2 separate regions of the Homo sapiens genome follow, and region 1 is linked to region 2. A link is an interaction called in ENCODE POLR2A ChIA-PET data of the cell type or tissue named here. Cell type or tissue: B cell. All regions are shown on one strand. Links, peaks and the distances in the headings refer to the core of each region. The heading gives the core; the rest is flanking DNA.

Region 1 (8,340 bases), core at 225-8,224, 75 kb after region 2:
CAACTTCATTGTACTTGTTAGTAAATTATATGCCAAATCTTTTACCTTTTGCATTTTTTAAAGGTGGAATTTTTTTTTTTTTTTTAAGACAGAGTTTCGTTCTGTCGCCCAGGCTGGAGTGCAGTGGCGCAATCTCGGCTCACTGCAACCTCCGCCTCCTGGGTTCAAGTGATTCTCCTGCGTCAGCTTCCTGAGTAGCTGGGATTACAGGCACATACCACCACACCCAGCTGGTTTTTCTATTTTTAGTAGACATGGGGTTTCACCATGTTGGCCGGGCTGGTCTTGACCTCCTGTCCTCAAGTGATGTGCCCGCCTCGGCCTCCCAAAGTTCTGGGATTACAGGTTTGAGCCACTGCACCCGGCCTAGATTATACTATTAATTATTTATTTTCTATCATTTGGTTTTTAGTTGCTTAGAGTTTCCTAATGTGTAAAACTTGTTTTATGTATCAAAAGTGTTTTGACTCCAGTTGGGATGTGAGTAGCTATTCTAAAGTACAGGTGGAAGCAAAAATATCTGTTTAGAACAAGTAAACAAAACACATTCCATGTTGTGTCTGTACACAATTTGCTTTATTGTGAGACTGGAGAAAAAACTAGGTACATATTTTTAATAAGAAAATATACTTTATTCTTGAAAGCTTTGCTCTTTGGCGCTTACTCAAAAATAACAATGTTATTTATACTTTTTAACAGAGACTTACAAATAAGTCAAATTTATGAACTAGTGGATCTTTTTAACTTACTAATGGTATGAAGACATACTTTTGAGACATTTGGAGAATAAATTATACATTTACATAGGTTAAAAGTTTTTAAAAATCTTCCATTGTAATAAAACAAACTTCCCTTTATATAAGCACCATGATTTTAATGATTTTAACACTAGTGTCACATGCAATGCCGAGAACTAACAATATGGGATGGTTTTCCTATAATTTTAGGATTATTTCCATTCAATACTTGGACCTGGAAACATCAAAAAAGCTGTCGAAGAAGCTGAAAGACTCTCTGAAAGCCTTAAATTAAGGTACAGATATTATGAAATATTTAAAATAATGTAAATTTAGAAGATAAAAATAATATTTAAGATTTACCGATTTATATCTGACGATTCATATAATATTCCAATTTTTTTTTGAGACAGAGTCTCGCGCTGTCTGTCGCCCATGCTGGAGTGCAGTGGCGCGATCTCGGCTCCCTGCAAGCTCCACTTCCTGGGTTCACGCCATTCTCCTGCCTCAACCTCCCAAGTAGCTGGGACTATAGGCACCCACCACCACGCCCGGCTAATTTTTTGTATTTTTAGTAGAGACAGGGTTTCACCATGTTAGCCAGGATGGTCTCGATCTCCTGACCTTCTGATCCTCCTGCCTCGGCCTCCCAAAGTGCTGGGATTACAGGTGTGGGCCACCATGCCTGGCCCCAATATTTCTTTTTTTTTTTTTTTTTTTTTCTGAGACGGAGTCTCACTGTTGCCCAGGCTGGAGTGCAGTGGCGCGATCTCAGCTCACTGCAGACTCCGCCCCTGGGGTTCACGCCATTCTCCTGCCTCAGCCTCCCGAGTAGCTGGGACTACAGGCGCCCGCCACCTCACCCGGCTAATTTTTTGTATTTTTAGTAGAGACGGGGTTTCACTGTGTTAGCCAGGATGGTCTCGAGCTCCTGACCTCAAGTGATCCGCCCGCCTCAGCCTCCCAAAGTGCTGAGATTACAGGCGTGAGCCACCCGGCCCCAATATTTCTAATTTATAATATTTGTAAGTTTCTGGCATTATTCTTTAGAAAAATTCAATTCTTCATATGTTCTTTGGTGGATTCTGCTCCTGGATACTGTGCGTATAGGAATGAAGTATTTACTGTTACTTTTGATCTGCTTAGTTACAGAAGTTATTTAAATTTGGAAAAAAAAACTGATTCTGGTATTTGCCATGACTTGCTTACCAGGTTTACAAAAATAATTACAAAACAAAAACAGTATGTTTCAGTTTTTAGTCGTTAGTCATTCTTTTTTTTTTTTTTTTTTTTTTTTGGAGACGGAGTTTTGCCTCTTGTTTCCCAGGCTGGAGTACAATGGCCTGATCTCAGCTCACTGCAACATTTGCCTCTCAGGTTCAAGTCATTCTCCTGCCTCAGCCTCCTGAGTAGCTGGTATTACAGGCATGTGCCACCATGCCTGGCTAATTTTGTATTTTTAGTCGAGACGGGGTTTCTCCATGTTGGTCAGGCTGGTCTTGAACTCCTGACCTCCGATGATCTGCCTGCCTCGGCCTCCCAAAGTGCTGGGATTATAGCCATGAGCCACTGTACCCGGCCATTAGTCATGCTTTAAAATTTAAATTGTTTCCCTTATCAACAACATAATGCTGTTATGTAGATCCTAGTAGATAAATTTCTGCCTGTATCTGTAGCATAAAAAATGTTAATAGATAAAACCAAAAGCATTCTCAGCAATATGATACAGAAGGAGAGAACAATGGAACTGGTTTTAAGTGATACAAGGTGCCAAAGCCTGGTTAGTGAAAAACAGCAAACTGAGAGCTGTTTGATGCAAATAATAAATAGAAGGAGGAAACTGAAAGATTTAACCAGGGTGACATATTTCTTTACTGGCTTGAATTTTTTTTTTTCACTAAGAATGTATCATGTTACTTGTATTTAAAAATATTCTGACCAGGAGCAATGGCTCAGTCCTGTAATGCCTGCACTTTGGTAGGCCCAGGCGGGCGGATTACTTGAGGCCAGGAGTTTGTGACCAGCCTGGCCAACATGGTAAAGCCCCGTCTCTACTGAAAATGCAAAAAAAGTTAGCCGGGTGGGGTGGCAGGCAGCTGTAGTCCCAGCTACTCAGGAGGCTGAGGCAGGAGAATCGCTTCAGCCTGGGAGGCAGAGGTTGCAGTGAACTGAGATCTTGCCACTGCACTCTAGCCTGGGCGACAGAGTGAGACTCTGTCTCAAAAAAAGAAAATAACTCTCAACTTATAAAGGAAGTCATTAAGAAAATGATTCATTATTTAGATATTTACTTCTTATGGCCTGATAGAATGGCCCATCTTTCAGTGTAATAAAGTCCCTGTTGCTAAATAACCTCTGGGTCCTTTCCAATTCTAAGGCTTTTTAAATGTACTTTGAATTTTCCTCTGTATAGGTTATTTTGCAGCTAGATGTGGAGAACCTTTTCACTGTTTTTCTCCCTGTCTGTCCTCTCCCAGCCTCCTGCCCCATGTTGGTGTCTTTCATGGACATTTAGAGCAACCCTGTGTGAACATATCTTCATATCTGTCCTGTCCTAATTCTGTAATAAGTCAACCACAAAGCTCTTTTCCTCCTTTAAGTCTCTGAAATCTGCATGACTAGAATTTCTCTTGTCAGGCCGGCAGTCTGAGAATGGGCATGAGGGAGGGTATATGCTCTCTAGGTTTGGAGAATAGATTATAACTTTAAAGTGAAAGCCCTTAACATCTTGGGGTAGATTTTCTGCTAAATTCTGCCTAATCATCTGATGTCATGGTCTATGACCACGGAGGCGTGTGTGCCGAGTGGGGTCCGTGGCCTGCTGGCCCCTGTCCTAGGGGTGGCCGCATGGTCCCAGGTGCGGCCGCTATAGACATAGCCCCAGATTCTGAAAAAAATGCTTTAGCAAAAAGACCTAGTGAGTGGCTAGAAAATAGATTTCAGTATCACCTGCCATTAAGGAATACTTGTTAAGCATTTATTTGCCTGTCCCGTTTCTTATTATTATCTTTTTTCATGGACACCTCTCATAACATAGACTTAATCCATTTCTGTTACATTCATGTTAGGGGAGGTCTTAGAGGTAATTTTGACCAAATCTGGAAGTATCAGAATCCTAGTAAAAGGGATTAAGTGGGTAAAAGGATCAGAAGTTAGTTTCAGAGAGCATGCCTCGCTCTCACTTCAGCTTACCAACTGAAATTGGAAAGTAGGAGAGACATCAGCTCTATTTAATTAGATTTATGGAGACTGTAGAACAAATCCAAGGTAGGGGGTAAGGTGTGGATAAGAGAAGAAAATAGGAAAAAAGAGAATCTTAAAGTTTTTTCATTTCTGCCCTCAAATTGGATTTAGGCTGACTGTGCTTACTTCTTAGGGCAGACAGTTCACATACTGTTCCAGCATAGAGCACTACTAGAGAAGAAATATAGAGCAGTAGGTAAGTGTACGGAGCCAGACTCCCTGGGTATGGATCCCAGTTTTTTTCTTATTAATTGTGTGAGCTTGGGCAAATTACTTAGCCTCCCTCTGCCTCAGTTTCCTCATCTGTAACTAGGATAATCATAAAACCTACCTCATAGTGCATTAAGAAAATTAACATTTACAAACACTTAGATGGTGTCTGGCACATACCAAATAATAAGTTTTTGTGCTATTATTTTCGTTGTTATTAACAGTGGAAGCATTCTTGTTCTGTAACACCTTTCGTCCTGGCACTCTAGTGATTTGCATTGAGGAGGCAAGGTAAAACAGTTGCATAATTTTGCTCTTGTTCCAAATCTTTCACTTCTGTTTCTAACAGTGAAATGATGCTAGCATATGAGATAGGCAGGAAAGTGGTGTTGATATTTCCATAGAGATAATAGGAATACATGCTTGCTATTCTGTGACCAAGTTCTTAACACAGTGCAGTAGAGAAGTGGGGGAAGTGAGCATACCAGTAAGCAAGGTCCTGCTGGAGATTTGAGAATCCATTATCCCTGGTTATTGCCTAAGCAGATGGAATATGATGAAACATCTGTTTTTGTAAAATTCTATCTGAAGTTACTCTGTTTTTCTTTTCTCCTCTCACATCTATTGATGGGTTCATCATTCACTTTTGTTCCATTTATTTTATTTTAACACACTGATTTTCATAAATCTATTGTTTTCCCAGTAGAACTTTATAATTTATTTTGAAATATTTTCTAATTTCCCTTTCTTCCTTGACCCATGGGTCATTTAGAAATGTGTTGTTTAATTTCCACATATGTGGGATTCTTCTTATATCTTATTGATTTCTAATTTAATTTCATTGTGGCTAAAGATGTTGCGTCCTTTTAAATGTATTCTTGTTTTATGGCTCAGCATATGGTCTCTTGGTGAACGTACCATGTGCACTTGCAAAGAAAATGTGGTTGTTGAATATACTGTTCTCTATATGTCATTTAGGTCAGAATGGCTGATAATGTTCAGATCTTCTTTATCTTTACTGACTGTGGGATGGGGGTTCAAGTTGTAACAATTACTGAGAGAGTCATGTTAAAATATTTAACTGTATCTATTTATGCCTTTAGTTCTCTCAGCTTTTGTTTCATGTATTTTGAAATTCTATTTTTAGGCACATAGTTACAGTTTCTTGATGAATTGACCTTTTTATCATTATGTCCCTCTTTACCTCTGGGAATATTCTTTTTTTTTTTTTTTTTTTTTTGAGACAGGGTCTCACTGTCCTGAAGGCTGGAGTGCAGTGGCATGATCTTGGCTCACTGCAACTCCCGCCCCCAGGTTCAAGCGATCCTCCCACCTCAGCCTCCCCAAGTAGCTGGGACTACAGGCGCACACCACCATGCCTGGCTAATTTTTGTATTTTTTGGTAGAGATGGGGTTTTACCATGTTGGCCAGGCTGGTCTTGAATTCCTGACTTCAGGTGATCCGCCTGCCTTGGCCTCCCAAAGTGCTGCGATCACAGGCGTGAGCTACCACACCCCGCCCTCATCTTCATTCTTAAGGGATTTTAACTAGATACAGGATTCTAGGTTGGCAGGTTTTAATTTTCCCTTTTGTCACTTCAGAGCTGCTATTCCACTGTCTTCTGGCCTCCATTGTTTCTGATATTAAGCATTTTTCTGCCTCATTTTTATTTTCTTGCTGGAACTCCAGCTCTACATACGATAGACTTTTTGATTTTGTCCAATGAATCCCTAAGGATTTGTTCTTTTTATTTTGTTTTGTTTTGTTTTAATCATTTTCTCTTTGTTTTTCAGATTGGATAATTTTCTTTTCTTTTTTTTTTTTTTCAGATGGAGTCTCACTCTGTCTCACCCAGGCTGGAGTGCAGTGGCACACGATCTTGGCTTGCTGCAGCCTCCACCTCCTGGGTTCAAGCAATTCTCCTATCTTAGCCTCCCAAGTAGCTGGTACTACAGGTGTGTGCCACCACACCTGGCTAATTTTGTATTTTTACTAGAGATAGGGGTTTACCATGTTGGCCAGGCTGGTCTCAAACTCCTGACCTCAGGTGATCCACCCACCTCGGCCTCCCAGAGTGCTGGGATTACAGATGTGAGCCACCACGCCCAGCCTGGATTGAATAATATTTATCACTCTTTCATCCTTTTTTTCTTTTGAGACAATGTCTCACTCTGTTGCCCAGGCCGAAGTGCAGTGGCATGATCCCAGCTCACTGCATCCTCAAACTCCTGGGCTCAAGCAATCCCACCTCAGCCTCCTGAGTAGGTGGGACTAAAGGCACACACCTCTGCTCCTGGCTAATTTTATTTTTTATAGAGATGGGGTCTTTCTGTGTTGCCCAGGATGGTTCTCCCTTCAAATACTGACTCTTTACTTTGTCATCTCCAATTTTGTGTTGAGTGAATTTTTTTCAGTTATATGTTTCAATTCTAGAATTTCTTCCTTTTTTTGAGACAGAGTCTCACTCTGTTGTCGAGGTTGGAGTACAGTGGCGTGATCACATCTCACTGCAACCTCAGCCTCCTGGCCTCAAGTGATTCTCCCGCCTTCACCTCCTGAACAACTGGAACTACAGATGCACACCACCAGGCCCAGTTAGTTTTTTTGTGTTTTTTTGTAGAGACAGGGTTTCACCATGTTGCCCAAACTGGTCTCAAGCTCTGGGCTCAAGCAGTCCTCCTACCAGGGCCTCCCAAAGAGTTAGGATTATAGGCATGAGCCACTGCGCCCAGCCCAATTCTAGAATTTCTGTGTGGTTCTTTTTTATAGCGTCTATTATTTTTTTACAGAGATTTCCTATTTGTTCATTTATTACAAGCACATTTTCATTTACGCCCTTGAGCATAGTTATAACAGCTGCTCTAAAATCTTTGTATGCTAAATGCATCATCTTAGAGTCAGTGTGCAGCACCTTTTCTCTTTTATTGTTGTCCTATTTTTCTTTTTTTGGTACTAGTAACTTTGGACATTGTGAACAATAAAATTATAGGCTCTGCATTCTTCTTTAGTCCTCTGAATAGTTTTGTTGTTGTTGTTGTTGTTGTTTTGTCCCACTAGGCAGTTAACTTGGCTATACTCAAACGTTAAGTTTTCTGTCTTGCCTATGGTAGGTGGCAACTGACATTCTTTTCAATTCTTCTAAACTTAGCTGGGCTCCTTAGTATCTGCTGCAGGTGTGCTTAATTCAGGTGTCAGGTGGCAATTTGGGCAAGTCTATACAAAGAATTTGGAACTCTGGTTCTCTGAGATTGGGGTCTTTATTGGAATTTTAGCTGTTTTCAGCAGTAAGGCCTGCCTTAGGTGTGAAACCATAAAAAATGGGAATCTTACTAATGCCCTTCCTTTCTTTCAAGTGTCAACCCCCATCTACTTTCTTCCTGATTATGGCAGTTTTCCAATGCCTTCAGGTAGTTATAGGTTACCCAGAGTTTATAGTTGTCTGTGAGAGGTTCAGAACAATGGAAACTACTAAGTCATTACCAGAATTAGAATTCTCTTTCCTACCTTTATTTTTTAAGGCGAAAGGATAGCATTTTTAAAGTAGAGTGTCGTGATCACCATGTTCCTGTCAATATTAGTGATCATTTCTGTCAATGGAATACATAATTCAGAAGGAATTGCTAAGCGTAAAGATAGAAACTGCTTAGGCCAGGCGGGGTGGCTCATGCCTGTAATCCCAGCACTTTGGGAGGCCGAGGCAGGTGGATCACAAGGTCAGGAGTTCAAGACCGGCCTAGCCAACATAGTGAAACCCCATCTCTACTAAAAATACAAAAATAAGTAGCTGGCCGTGGTGGTGGGAGCTTGTCATCCCAGCCACTCGAGAGGCGGAGGCAAGGAGAAACGCTTGAACCTGAGATGCAGAGGTTTCAGTGAGCCGAGATCCCACCACTGCTCTCCAGCCCAGGTGACAGTGTGAGACTCCGTCTCAAAAAAAAAAAAAAAAATTAACTGCTTAATGGCCGGGTGTGGTGGCTCGCCCCTGTAATCCCAGCACTTTGGGAGGCCGACGAGGGTGGATCACTTTAGACCAGGAGTTCGAGACCAGCCTGGCCAACATGGTGAGACCCCTTTTCTACTAAAAATGCAAAAATTAGCTGGGCACAATGGCATGCGCCTGTAATCCCAGCTACTCGGGAGGCTGAGGCA
Region 2 (8,340 bases), core at 274-8,273:
CGGATCATGAGATCAAGAGATTGAGACCATCCTGGCCAACACGGTGAAACCCCATCTCTACTAAAAATACAAAAAAAATTTGCTGGGTGTGGTGGTGTGCGCCTGTAGTCCCAGCTACTCAGGAGGCTGAGGCAGGAGAATCCCTCGAACCTGGGAGGCAGAGGTTGCAGTGAGCCAAGATCACACTACTGCACTCCAGCCTGGTGACAGAGTGACACTTGGTCTCAAAAAAGAAAAAAATCTGCATGACCCCCCCCTCCCCCCCGCAAAAAAAAAATAGACAAGTCAAAGGACAGATTAACAACCTAGGAAAAAATATAAGGAACATTGATAAGTACTCATAGGGAAATATTTTCTGCTTAATATAAACTTAATGATAGATTAAATTTAAAAAGGAAGGTGCAGAAAGTGTATATATTGTGCTACCTTTGAATAAAAGAAGAAGATTACTGATAATCAAGGCTAGTGTTAGGTACACTGAAACTTTTGGCCTGCCTGCTGTTAATAACCCATGGATTCCCTTCTATCCTGCCTCTGCAATGAAATCACTCTGGGTTTTCCAGGGCCTTTTAGAAAAGACTCGACCCTGGCACCCTGTCTCCTATTCCCACCAACAGACTGCTATGCAAGACTCAGTGTCTTAAAGGCAGGAGCCGTTAGTTTCTTTGCATTCCTCACACCTGCCACAGTCCCCAGAATACTTCATGTTACTTAGCTGAACTGAATAGAACATATCTAGGGCCCAGTATACTTAAGATCCAAATGTGTCCCCTCCAATGTGTATTCTGTTAGAGTGAGTTTCTGTTGATTTCCAATCTGTTTTAAAGTTTCTGATACCCAGCTACAAATCCTGTAGCTCCCATTCCCTTTCCCCACAATCATAACTGCTATCTTTTCTCCATCCCTTCTGGAAATGTACATTAACCCTAGCTTTTTTGGGAAGCAGGCATTATCCTGGTGCTCAAGATAAAACTTGGCAAGTTGATTTTTGTTCCTTAAGGATTTCCTCAATACATATTTGGTGCAAGCTTGACCCTTTGTTCTGGCAGGTTATGATTCAAGGTTTCTCCAGTGTTTTCTCCAGAAACGTTCTGAGTGTGTTGCATGACAAGGTGGAAAAGAGCTTATGTTTTAAACTCACACATAATTGCTTTCAAGTTTGATTCTGTCACTCGTCAGCTCTATGATATTGAATAAGTCACTAAAGCACTCTGAGCATCATTTTCCTTATCTATAAATTTAGGATAATAGTGCTCATCTAATAATGTTGTTGTGGGGAGTTGGAGATAATGTATGTGAAAATCCCTGGCATAAAGTAACTGCTCTAAATGCATCCCCCTTCTTCTCCACAAAGTGATTTATGAATTGATGAAGAAACAAATGAATAGCTTTCCCAGGCAGCAATGCTTACCTTATTTGTAGAAACCTGTATTACAAGTTTCTGGCTGGGCACAGTGGCCCACAGCTGTAATCCCAGAACTTTGGGAGGCCAAGGCGGGCAGATCACGAGGTCAGGAGATCGAGACCATCCTGGCTAACACGGTGAAACCCCGTCTCTACTAAAAATACAAAAAAATTAGCTGGGCATGATGGCGGGCGCCTATAGTCCCAGCTACTCGGCTGAGGCAGGAGAATGGCGTGAACCCAGGAGGCAGAGCTTGCAGTGAGCCGAATTCGCGCCACTGCACTCCAGCCTGGGTGACAGAGTGAGACTCCATCTCTGAAAAAAAAAAAAGAAAGAAACCTGTATTAAAAGTTTCTGAATACAGGGGCAAACTAGGTCTCTTAGTAGTTTGCCTTGGCCTATACTACTGAAGTGATAGGTCCCTCCCTATCACTTTAGTTTTTGAATTTTGTGCTCTTGAGGGATGTCCGTATGTCCTGATCAAAGTCAAATCTAGGTGTGACAATGATGTAGGGAGCCTATATAGTAAGGGCCCTCTTACTAGCCTCCTTGAGGCTGTCAGATGGTAAGGCAAAGTCTCTGGCCTTTAGGGGATAACCATCCATCAGGGTACATAAATAACAATTACATATGGTAGAAAATGATATGACGTGAGATGTACAGAGAAAACGCTATGGCAATTTAATAAAGACAATTTACTTTTTTTTTTTTCTTTGAGATGGAGTCTCACTCTGTTGCCCAGGCTGGAGTACAATGGTGTGATCTCGGCTCACTGCAACCTCCGCCTCCCGGGTTCAAGTGAAACTCCTGCCTCAGCATCCCAAGTAGTTGGGATAACAGGCACGTGCCACCACGCTTGGCTAATTTTTGTATTTTTAGTAGAGAAGGGGTTTTGCCATGTTGGCCAGACTGGTCTTAAACTCCCGACCTCAGGTGATCCACCTGCCTTAGCCTCCCAAAGTGCTGGGATTACAGGCATGAGCCACCATGCCCAGCCGACAATTTACTTTTAGCTAGAGAAGATCAAAAATGGATTCACTCATTTCAGTCAATAAAGATTTATCATAGATGTTTCTTTTTTTTTTTTTTTTTTTTTGGTCTTGAGACGGAATCTTGCTCTTGTCTTCCAGGCTGGAGTGCAATGGTGCAATCTCGGCTCACTGCAATGTCTGCCTCACAGGTTCAAGTGATTCTCCTGCCTCAGCCTCCTGAGTAGCTGGGATTACAGGCACCCACCAGCACGCCTGGCTAATTTTTTGTATTTTTAGTAGAGACGGAGTTTCACCATGTTGGCCACGCTGGTCTCAAACTCCCGACCTCAGGTGATCCACCTTCCTTGGCCTCCCAAAGTGCTGGGATTAAGGCGTGAGCCACCATGCCCAGTCTATCATGGATGTTTCTGGGCAAGGTGTTATGCTGGACATTAGGGATGCAGAGATTAAAATTATCTTCTGGGCCAGGCACTGTGGCTCACGCCTATAATCCAGCACTTTGGGAGGCCAAGGTGGGCGGATCACCTGAGGTTAGGAGCTGGAGACCAGCCTGACCAACATGGAGAAACCCCATCTCTACTAAAAATACAAAATTAGCTGGGCATAGTGGCACATGCCTGTAATCCCAGCTACTCAGGAGGCTGAGGCAGGAGAATCGCTTGAACCTGGGAGGCGGAGGTTGCAGTGAGCTGAGATCGTGTCATTGCACTCCAGCCTGGCCAACAAGAGTGAAACTCCGCCTCAAAAAAAAAAGCTATCTTCCACTTACTTTTGTGCTTGTTTTGTTTGTTTTGTTGTTGTTGTTGTTTGAAACGAGTCTCACCGTGTTGCTCAGGCCTGATTACAGTGGTGCAATCACAGCTCACTGAAGCCTCAATCTCCCGGGCTCAAGTGATCCTCCTGCCTCAGCCTCCTAAGTAGCTGGGACTACAGGTGTGTGCCACCACACCCAGCTAATTTTTTAATTTTTTGTAGGGATGGAGTCTTACTGTATTGCCCAGGCTAGTCTTGAACTCGTGGGCTCAGCTGATCCTCCCGCCTTGGCCTCCCAAAGTGCTGGGATTACAGGCCTGAGCCACCACGTCCGGCCTCTTTTGCTTTTTTTATTATTATTATTTTTTATTTATTTATTTATTTATTGAGATGGACTCTCACTCTGTCACCCAGGCTGGAGTGCAATGGGGCGATCTCGGCTCACTGCAACCTCTGCCTTCCAGGTTCAAGCGATTCCCCTGCCTCAGCCTCCTGAGTAGCTGGGATTACAGGCACCTGCCACCATGTCCAGCTAATTTAGTATTTTTAGTAGAGAAGGGGTTTCACCGTGTTGGTCAGGCTGGTGTTGAATTCCTGACCTCAAGTGATCCACCTGCCTTGGCCTCCCAAAGTGCTGGGATTACAGGCATAAGCCACCTCGCCCAGCCTCTTTTTTTTTTTTTTTTTTTTTTTTTTTTTAGAGATGAGGTCTTGACATGTTGCTTAGGCTGGATTCAAACTCCTGGGTTCAGGTGATCCTCCTGCCTGAGCCTTCTGAGTAACTGGGACTACAGCCATGAGCCACCATGCCCGGTTTTTACTCTTTTGAGAAGCTGAGAGATTAGTAGGGAGACAGTTACAGAAAAAAATAATTACAGTATAACATGGTAGGAATTGTTTTTATAATAGTATGTCAATGTGCTTTGGAAGCAGAAATCAAGAGTGATTAAGTTTACAAACATTGTAGAGAAGAAATTATGTTTGAGTCTTGCAGGATAAAGAGGAGTCTACCAGATAGAGAAGACAGGAAAAGGTATTAAGTAGTCAGCCTTTGTAGTCAGCCTTTTATCTTGAAAATTCAGAAGAATTTAGATATTCGCAAGTGGCGGGGGGATCTATGAAGAGGGAACTGCATAATAAAGGTGGGGAAATTATAATAAAGCATGAAGTGAAGTGGTTCTTACTCCAGTATGTGTAAGTAAAAAGAATTCATGAATTGGGTCCAGTTTGTGTTGGGACTAAAGACAATGGGAAAAAAAAAATTAAAGATCTTCATAATAGGACATGATAAGATTAGAACTTTGAATTTAGAAGATTAAGTTTGTAGTCTTGTTCAGGATAGGTTGGATTAGGACACACCAGGAACAAGAAGGGCAATTAAGAGATCATTAAAATAGCTACAAAGTAAGAGGTAATGAGATGATACAGAATATGGCAGGAGGAATGGAAGGGAAGGGCCAAATGGAAGAAACGTCGCAGGCAGGTATGTATTGTTTTTGGCAACCTGAGTGTCTGGGAGGATGGTGTACCATTAACAAGTAAGAAACATAAGAGATAAGGCTTGGGGGAAGTGAAAAAAATTCAGTTTGGACACACTAATTCTGAGAGTCTTCAAGAGAGCAGTTTCTGTAGATTGGTAAGACAATTGACAAGATGGGTTAAGTGGCTAAGAAGTGGGAAGTGAGAAAGTGGAGAGCAAATATGACTACTCTGTTCTGACCTTTGACAATGAGAAAAACAGTGGAGGGTTTTAACTGTTGGATAAATTGGGGAGATTGAGCTTGTTTCAGGTTGAAAGGGAAAATGGAGAAAACTGAAGGTGAAGGAAAGGATAAGTGACAGAGCAAGGTCATAGTATCAGAGGTATTGGTGGAGCAGTTACCCTTGGAAAGATATTTCTATGACAAGAACTTTCAGAAATAGGAGGTAAAGAATCTCAGATTCTACTTTAAATGATCTCACTGCATTTTTTTCTTTCCTGTGTGGAAAATCTCACCCTGTTTTATTTTATTTTATTTTCTAGTCCCTTGGCAATCAAACCAATTTCTGACTGGCTTGCAACATGGCCTACTTAGTAAGGGACACTTTGCTGAAAAGTAGAGTGGGAGTTGTGTAACTGCATTTCCTAGTGTTCCTGCTGCAGAGAGCTGCTCGTTCAACTACTTCAGATTTGAGATCACAATACTCTGTGACTGGTTCTTTAAAAATCACTGTTTAATTTGGATAGATGTTGATTTTTACAACTCTAACTCAGACATTTTTAAAGTCATCAGTAAAACAATAAAACCTCTAGAAGAAAACAAGAGAATAGTTTCCTGATCTTAGGCAAATATTTTTAAAAATAGGACACAAAAAATACCAATCATAAAGGGGGGGAATGGTATAAATTGGGGCTATTAAACAATTACAAGCCAAGTGCAGTGGCTCTCATCTGAAATCTCAGCACTTTGAGAGTCTGAGGCAGGACAGCACTTAAGCCCAGGAGTACAAGAACAGCCTGGGCAACATAGTGAGACCCTGTCTCTACTAAAAATAAAGTTAGCATGTGACATGTGCCTGTAGTCTCAGCTACTTGGGAGACTGAGGTGGGAGGATAGCTTGAGACCAGGAGTTCAAGGTTGCAATAAGCTATGATTGCACACTACTGCACTCTAGCCTGGGCAACAGAGTTAGACTCTCTCAAAAAAAAAAAAAAAAATTTTTTTTTTGAAGCCGCAGAGTGAAAGAAGACATTTTAATACATAAATTTTTTGGCTGGGGGCAGCAGCTCACGCCTATAATCCCAGCACTTTGGGAGGCCGAGGTGGGTGGATCACCTGAGGTCAGGAGTTCAAGACTAGCCTGGCCAACATGGTCACACTTTGTCTCTACTAAAAATACAAAAATTAGCCAGACATGATAGTGGGCACCTGTAATCCCAGCTACTTGGGAGGCTGAGGCAGGAGAATCACTTGAACCCTAAAGGCAGAGATTGCAGTGCGCCAAGATCGTGCCACTGCACTCCAGCCTGGTCAACAGAGCAAGACCCCATATCGAGAAAAAGAAAAGAAAAGAAAAGAAAAGCCCTGTGAGCTTTTGAGATTGCAAAGAAAGAATAAAATAAAATAAAATAAAATAAAAATCATAAAATGGGCAAATAGCATGAATAGGCGTTTTATAAAAGACTATCCAGGCCAGGCACAGTGGCTCACGCCTGTAATCCCAGCAGTTTGGGAGGCTGAGGCAGGTGGATCACCTGAGGTCGGGAGACCGAGACCAGCCTGACCAACATGGTGAAACCCCATCTCTACTAAAAATACAAAAAATTAGCTGGGCATGGTGGCAGGTGCCTGTAATCCAAGCTACCTGGGAGGCTGGGGCAGGAAATAAACTTTTTTTTTTTTTATTTTGAGATGGAGTTTTGCTCTTGTCACCCAGACTGGAGTGCAATGGCGTGATCTCAGCTCACCGCAATCTCAGCCTCCTGGGTTCAAGAAATTCCCCTGCCTCAGCCTCCTAAGTAGCTGGGATTACAGGCATCTGCCACCATGCCTGGCTAATTTTGTATTTTTAGTAGAGACGGGGTTTCTCCATGTTGGTCAGGCTGGTCTCGAACTCTCGACCTCAGGTGATCCACCCTCCTCGGCCTCCCAAAGTGCTGGGATTACAGGCTTGAAGCATGGTGCCTGGCCCCCCAATAAACATTTTTAAGGCTACTCAAGAGTCTTTAGTCATCAAAGAAGTGTACATTACAAACACAATGAAATATCACTACATACCCATCAAAATGGCAAAAATGAAAACGACAGAAAATACCAAGAGTTGGCAAGGATTTGGATTTGTTCCAACTCCTTGCTAACTCTTGGTATTTTCTGTCCTTTTCAGCTGAACAAGTACATACCCTATGACTCAGCAGTTCCAATCTTAGGATATAACTAGTAGAAACAACTGGATTCTATTTAAATATCCTACAGTAAAATGAATGAATAAATTGTGGTATAATCATACAGTGTAATACTACTCTACAATAAGAATGAAAGAACCACAGCTACACACAACAATATGGATAAATTATACAATAGAATGATGAAGCCAGAGACAAAATAATTAATATTGTATGATTCCACTTATATAAAGGTCAAAAACAAGTAAAGTATCTATTTTGTTAGAAAAGAGGATATTTCTGGCCAGCTGTGGTGACTCACGCCTGTAATCCCAGCACTTTGGGAGGCCGAGGCGGGCGGATCACGAGTTCAGGAGATCGAAACCATCCTGGCTAACACGGTGAAACCCCGTCTCTACTAAAAATACAAAAAAATTAGCCAGGTGTGGTGGCAGGCGCCTGTAGTCCCAGCTACTCGGGAGGCTGAGGCAGGAGAATGGCGTGAACCCAGGAGGCGGAGCTTACAGTGAGCTGAGATCGCGCCACTGCACTCCAGCCTGGGCGACAGAGCGAGACTCTGTCTCAAAAAAAAAAAAGAAAAGAAAAGAGGGTATTTCTGGTAGTCCAGTGGTTAGGAAAAGGAGAGAAAAGAGGATAATTGTTATCCTTGGTGTGTGTGGGGAAGGGTGTACAATGTAGCAACTGGAAAGAGACAGGAGGAAGATTTCTGGTGTAGAGGTGTTGTTATCTTTCTTGATCTGATAATAGTTACACAGGTATGTTCAATTTATGAAAATGCATTGAAATATACATTTACGATTTGTGCCCTTACTCTATGTGCAAATTATACTACAGGATTTTTTTTAAGTCGGAGGTCTCAAATCTGCCATTATTCTCATAATAGGTTTGAATCAAAACTGTAATTTGTCATTTTTCCTCTGATTTATCTATTTATTAAAATTATCCATGCTTCACATTAGTTTCTTCCTTCGAAAGCTCTAAGTGCCCAGTTGTCCACATCTTGAAATGTTCTAATCATTTCCACAGAACAGAATATTACACTAAGTTCTGGGCTCTGTGGACCCTCTAGTTGTTATAGAATATAGCTTATCTCCCTTAAAATACACAACACTAATGAAGTTGCTCAAATAACCACATGGATAATAACATCCATTTAGTTTGGAGTCCACAACCATAAACAAAGTCTAGCACAACTACAACTATGGATATCCTCAGTTTGGTAGTGCCTTGGTGACTCTTGTTGCCACATTCTAGTCTTCTAGTCTCCTTGAGAACATTTGGATGTTAACATCATGTTCAGGAGGAAA

Evidence for each region. ChIA-PET counts read pairs that join two places held together with the same protein. Peaks named below come from ENCODE experiments on the same cell type or tissue, not always from the same donor. Only the 100,000 strongest peaks of a DNase experiment are listed, where the experiment ranks them.
Region 1: POLR2A ChIA-PET joins it to region 2 with 9 read pairs; 6 of 35 experiments call an interaction of 5 or more read pairs at or near these places.

What each region holds. Positions count from the first base shown.
Region 1 is chr15:50,448,453-50,456,792 of GRCh38, forward strand. It overlaps USP8 (ubiquitin specific peptidase 8), which reads left to right. Exons shown (of 20, transcript NM_005154.5): 4 at 948-1,033. Among named protein-coding and RNA genes, the nearest start is that of USP8, 28 kb to the left of the region's middle. In B cell, for the core only: no CTCF peak of the experiment used is centred there; no DNase peak of the experiment used is centred there; H3K27ac peaks cover 1,645 bases.
Region 2 is chr15:50,373,291-50,381,630 of GRCh38, forward strand. No RefSeq gene overlaps it. Among named protein-coding and RNA genes, the nearest start is that of MIR4712, 17 kb to the left of the region's middle. In B cell, for the core only: no CTCF peak of the experiment used is centred there; no DNase peak of the experiment used is centred there.